2 separate regions of the Homo sapiens genome follow, and region 1 is linked to region 2. A link is a contact called in ENCODE Hi-C or POLR2A ChIA-PET data. All regions are on one chromosome and are shown on one strand. Each heading gives the region's core, a stretch centred on a gene start or an enhancer-like site at or near the end of the contact. The rest is flanking DNA. Distances are from core to core; before and after follow the strand shown.

The links. Hi-C counts contacts between places; a loop is a spot of excess contacts on that map. ChIA-PET counts read pairs that join two places held with the same protein, here RNA polymerase II (POLR2A). Pooled maps may share reads with other maps.
Region 1: a pooled map of heart left ventricle shows a loop between it and region 2 (5-fold over the local background). The contact joins two enhancer-like sites. A Hi-C loop is called at or near these places in 2 of 168 maps with a recorded cell type or tissue (dorsolateral prefrontal cortex and prostate gland) and 2 of 50 pooled maps. POLR2A ChIA-PET finds 5 or more read pairs at or near these places in 4 of 52 experiments (CD4-positive, alpha-beta T cell, Caco-2, activated B cell and 1 more).

Annotation. Positions count from the first base shown.
Region 1 is chr3:72,288,027-72,290,726 of GRCh38, reverse strand. The region is part of intron 5 of LOC105377158 (a long non-coding RNA gene); the gene reads left to right. Among named protein-coding and RNA genes, the nearest start is that of LINC00870, 140 kb to the right of the region's middle. RefSeq lists a cis regulatory region at 664-1,900. Within about 2 kb of position 1,351, at least 5 of the 41 ENCODE cell types and tissues checked have a DNase peak (open chromatin) inside an H3K27ac peak, as active enhancers do; they include dorsolateral prefrontal cortex, where a contact is called at or near this core.
Region 2 is chr3:72,244,238-72,246,997 of GRCh38, reverse strand. No RefSeq gene overlaps it. Among named protein-coding and RNA genes, the nearest start is that of LINC00870, 94 kb to the right of the region's middle. Within about 2 kb of position 1,322, at least 9 of the 41 ENCODE cell types and tissues checked have a DNase peak (open chromatin) inside an H3K27ac peak, as active enhancers do; they include dorsolateral prefrontal cortex, where a contact is called at or near this core.

The DNA of each region.
Region 1 (2,700 bases), core at 102-2,601, 44 kb before region 2:
AATCAATAACTAGCACAGGGCCTGGTATGTTGCTGATGTTCAGTAAACATTTATTTACATGAGTAAGTGATAGAATGAAAAAAAACACATTTTTTTTTTCTATCAAGTAAAATTTACTCATGACCATTTTGGGCTATCAGGACCTCTTTTTTTTTTTTTTTTTTTTTTTTTTTTTTTTTTTTTTGAGATAGGGTCTTGCTCTGTCGCCCAGGCTAGAGTGCAGTGACATGATCACGGCTCACTGCAACCTTGACCTTCAGGGCTCAAGTGATCCTCCTACCTCAGCCTCCCAAGTAGCTGAGACCGCAGGGGCATGCCGCTATGCCCGCTAATTGTTAAAATTTTGTAGAAACGGGGTCTCACCATGTTGGCAAGGCTGATCTCAAACCCCTGGGCTCAAGCGATCTTCCCGCCTTGGCTTCTCAAAGTGTTGGAAATATAGGTGTAAGCCACTGAGCCTAGCCTGTCTTTATCATTTTAAGTGAGTGCCCCCTCAGATAGAGAAACCAAAGTCAGTTTTTAAACCCTTGCTTTTTTAACTCTAATCCTCCTGGCACCATCACCACCCCTTAAACCTCCCATTCCAGAATATTCCAGAATGTACCAGGCTGTTCTTAGCTGTAGGGTCTTTGCACTTTTGATTCTCCCTGCTAACTCCTGTTCATTCTTTCCATTTCCTCGTGGATGTACCATTCTCCTTCCCTGACTGCCAGGCTAGATTTGGCTTTCCCCTTCTGTTCTTCCACAGTAGGCCATGCACACACCTACTTAACTTGCCTCCTCCCTCTGAACTGTAGGCTGCTTGAGGGAAGGGAGTGGGGCTTTCCTCACCTTATCTAGGACCTCGCACGGGTCCTGTAGTTCCTACAAGTTTGCCAATACGTCCTGAGCATTGTAACTCCTGGGGAGTTGCTGGGAAGTGCCAGTGGCTAAGTGATAGCTCCTAGCTCTATCTCTAGTTTTTAGCAGTTAAAAGACAATCTTGTCCAAGAATGAGAAGACCACACAAAATGCAGGTGGAGGAGACCAGTCTGGGGAAGCCACTTCCGGGCACCCAGGAACGCCTTGCTGGCTGTACCTCGGCTGGGGCAGGAGCCCGCACGAGAGTTACTTGCCCTTCAGCTTCCATGTTAGACAGGTTGGTTCTCAGCCAGGCTGAGCCCCAGGCACAGAAATAACTACCTGCTCAGACTGGTGGTTCCACCCCCCATCTCCTGCAATATTTTTTCAACAGGAGGAAGTGAAATGAATTAATTATGAGCCGTGTGTGTTCACATGCATGCGTTCTGTTGCCGAGCTCCCGTTCTTGAAATGTGCAATCCCAATTGCAAATGAAACGCTCCCATCCTACCCCGTGCTCCAGAGGGTTTTCATAACAGCGCCTTTGTGGGCTCCCTTGAATGTCTGCCATGCCAAGGAGGCCGCACATTCCTCCGGCGGCTGCCTCGCTGGGCTTTGAGGAAATCTGCTGGCGGCAGCCCCAGTTTGCAGGAGGTGGGAGGGCATGTCGGAAACGTTGCTCTTAATCTGCCCATCTCCCCTTGAGCCCCCAGCAGCCCAGGGAGGAGGGGTTCAGATAAAGCCACATGCAGCAGGCAGATTAAGAGCTGCTGTTTTTATCGCTGCTTTCAGAGTCTCATGTCACATGGGCATTAGCAAGCAGGGGCGAGCAGGGGGGCACGCAGGGATGGGGGAGAAGGGCTGGCACCGCCCACCCCAGCAGCCGTCATGGCCCTGCCTGGAATCACTCGTGGGCAGCTGTAGCAAGGAGTGAAAGACAAAAATGATCCTGAATTGTGGCCTGGAAATATGAGCTTTGTATAGAGGCTCGTGGTGTTTAATGTTCAGAATATTAAATGTAACTGTGATGATAATGACAGCAACTGACATTCACTGTACGCTTACTAAATATTTTTCATATATTATTTAAATTGATCTTCATCATAAGTCTGTGGTGCAGGCACTGCTCTGATTCCCATTTTTCAGGGGGAGCCTTAAAGGAGGTCAGGAATGTGTGGGGGTCTCATGGTAGTCAGCAGTGGAGGTGGGACTTGAACTCGAGGAGCCTGGCTTAGGAGCCTGCGCATTGGCTTTCTCCTCCTTAAAGCCAGGGTGGGCTACAGCAGACAATACTGTTTAGAAGAGCACATGATGGACTTCAGCCTGTCACAGAGCTGTGTTCAGCTTCCAGCTCTGCAGCTTCCTACCTGGGGGCTCTCAAGAGGGTCGCTTCACCTCTCAGGGCCTCAATTTCCTCTGTGTGATACCTGGAGAAGCACACCTGTCTCACAGCTGCTGTCACGATTGAAGAATATAACACATATAAGGTGCCTGGTGGGCATCAAATTGCATCCCTCCAAAAAGATATGTTGAAGCCTTAACCCCCAGTTCCTGAGAATGGGACTTTATTTGGAAATAGGATTGTTGCAGATGTAATTAGTTGAGGTCACTGGGTGAGATGGGCCCTTTCCAATGTGGTTGGTGTTCTTAAAGGGGGAAATTGGGACACAGAGCCAGATACACACAGAGCTAAGACTCAGAGAAGATGGGCCTGTGAGGGCAGAGGTAAGTTATGTGGCCACAAGCCAAGGAACACCGATGATTGTTAAGAACTGCCTTGGCAAGGTGGATTCTTTCCCAGAGCCTTCAGAGGGAGCACAGCCCAGCTGAAGCCTTGATTTTGGACTAGCCTCCAGGACT
Region 2 (2,760 bases), core at 73-2,572:
TCCAAAGGCAGTCTGTATTCCAAGAGGGAAATCTGCCTCCTGCTCACCCTACAAGCTGGCTCTGCCCCAAGGGTGAGGTTCAGTGTGCGGCAGCCAAGGGCCTGCAGTCAATGGGGACAGAAAGGGAGCCTGTGCCATGCTCGGGCCAGGGCAATGGAGGCTTGAGCAGGCAAGGTCCCGGCTTTTGCGCAGGCTGCCTGTAGAAAGGGGGAGAAAGCATGCCTGCAAAGCTGGCTGGGCCTTGGCCAACCTGTCCAAACCTCTCAGGAGGTTTGTTGCTTGAACTGCAGTATCTGAGGCCTGCAAATGGGCCTCACCAGAGGCTTGAGATATTTTTATGAGTTTTTATTTCTAACATCCATTCGCCTCTGGCTCCCTTGCCAGTTGACACGGGTCAGACTCTCTTGTGACATGACTCTTCACGGCACCAAAGGCCCAAGCCTTGCACTGTAACCCCTTGGTGGAAGAGATTGCTATGGTTATGATTTTATTTTCAGTAAGTGTTCATGAATAATCTATTCCACTTACCAACACTTATCAGATCCCAGGCACTGTGCTAAGGACTTAACATACCTTCTCTCATTTTTCCCTACATAATTCCCTACTCATCCTTTGGATCTTAATTGTCCCTTCCTTGGGGAACATCTTCCTTGACTTGGTCACCCCTGCTCCCCCCATGCCCTTATTATGTGCTCTGATTGCACCACAAACCTTCTGCTTGAAGTACCTATCTATCTCTGTTGACATTTTACTTTTATTCGTGTCATTTTTTTAATTCACGTCTGTCTCCCATGCTGGAAGAAAAGTTGGTGGCCCATGCTCACCACCACATCCCACACCTAACACAGGGCCTGCCTGGCACATGGGAGACACTCACTAAAATGCATATGCAAAGAAACAATGATGGACTATCTTTCTCAGAACCCTACAGAGTATATTTTACACTAAGACTCGGAGAGGTTAAACAGCCGGCCCAGGGTCACATAGCTGGTAAAGGTAGAGGTAAGATTTAAATGTGTGTTCATCTGGCCTCAAAGCCAGGACTTCACTAGTGTGCTCTGCAGCCTTCTAGCGTTCAAGGGTATTTTCTCTCTTCCCCTGCCTGGTCCCACCTGTGAAGGGCAGAGGGGTCCTGCCCCAATCTCTGGCCCTCTCGTTTCACCTCCTGCCCCTCTCACTAGGGTCCTGACTTCCGCCCTCTGACCCTTCCAGCTGTGAATCCTGTCCCTTGCAAATGCGTCTGTTGCCATTCAGCAGTCTCTTGGCTGGCAGTGCAGGTCTCCATCTGCTGTAATGGCATGGTGCCTGCTCACAAGATGGCATGCTATTTTTACCCAGCTTAGGTGCCAAGCCGGCCAGATGTTTTTCAGCAGCAAAGGGAGGTTGAGCATTGCTGGGGTGTGGAGGGATGCTTCCAAATGTCAGCTCCTCAGTGGGGCTGGGGCAAGGGATGGCTCTGGGACAGGCAAAAGAAGCGCTCTGCCTGGAAGTGGGCACCTCCAAGAAGTGTCATTCCTGGCATCTGTCTGGGGCTCTGGCAGTGTGCCAGGAACTGGCTGCTGGTTCTGAACTCTTGCCGGGCTGGGATGAGTCTACTGCAGGAAGGAAATGCTCTGGGTCAGCGTTCCCAGTGAGTGCACGTGCTTCTTCCTCCCACTGGGGCCCTGGAGTCGCTGGACCCAGATGGTGACACCTGGAGGGCTTCCATGGCTGAACTGGCTGCTTGGAAAATTCCAAGTTTGGCTGGCGGCTCTGGTCTGGAGGAAATGGAGGAGCTGGCTGGATCAGGCTGAGTCCAGGCATTTGCTGTGATCATTTTTCCCTCAGAGCAGATGGAGCCAGAGGTCTGGCGATCTTAATCCCTGCTCTCTCCTTCCTGTGGGGGGTGACCCTCAGTTGAGAAATACCCCCCCAAATGACAGCTAGATGCAGGGGTGTGCGGCATAGCCCCGCTGGCCCAGCTCCCTGTTTTCCTAACTTCTCCACTCCTGTGTGACCTTGAGCAAGTCACATCCTCTCTGAACCTCAGTTTCCTCATCTGTAAAACATCCAGAGCCCCTCCCTGCCAGATCTGGGAGCCTGTATTGCAGTGAGTTGCAGGGAATCAGTTGTTGCCAAGCTTTGCTGACCTTTCCCCAAAACCAGCCATCCTCAGACCTGCCATGGGAGACGAGCAAACTCTGCTCTTCTGCCCTGATGTGTTCAAGTTCCATATCTAGATGCAAATCCCATTTCCTCCCCCAAGGAAACATTTCAGAAACCTCAGACCCCCTACAAGAGGCTGCCTCCAAGTCCAGGCTTCCGGACAAAAGACCCCCTTCTCCATGAAGGATGGGAGTGCATGTGGAGAGAGAGGAAATGTTTGCAGCTGTGGCAACCCGGCTGAGATAATCAGACTTCAGGGAGGGGTTCTTGAGGCCTAATTGAACACAGCAGTCTGGCAGTGCTGGGTACAGCCCAGGAGACGTCAGCCCTGGATGGGCAAGGAGGCCAGGGCTTCTCAAACTTGAATGTGCATCTGAGCCACCTGTGCATCTCATTCCAAGGCAGATGATTCAGTCGGTGCAGGTGGGGCCTTTGCATCTATGCGGTGGGCAGAATAACAGCCCCTCAAAGATTTCGCTTCCTAATCCCCAGGACCTGTGAATATGTTGGTTTACATGGTTAAGGGACGTTAAGTTTGCAGATGGAATTAAGGTAGCTGAGTGGCTGACTTTGAGATGGGGAGATTATCCTGGATTATGCAGGTGGGCCTGGTGG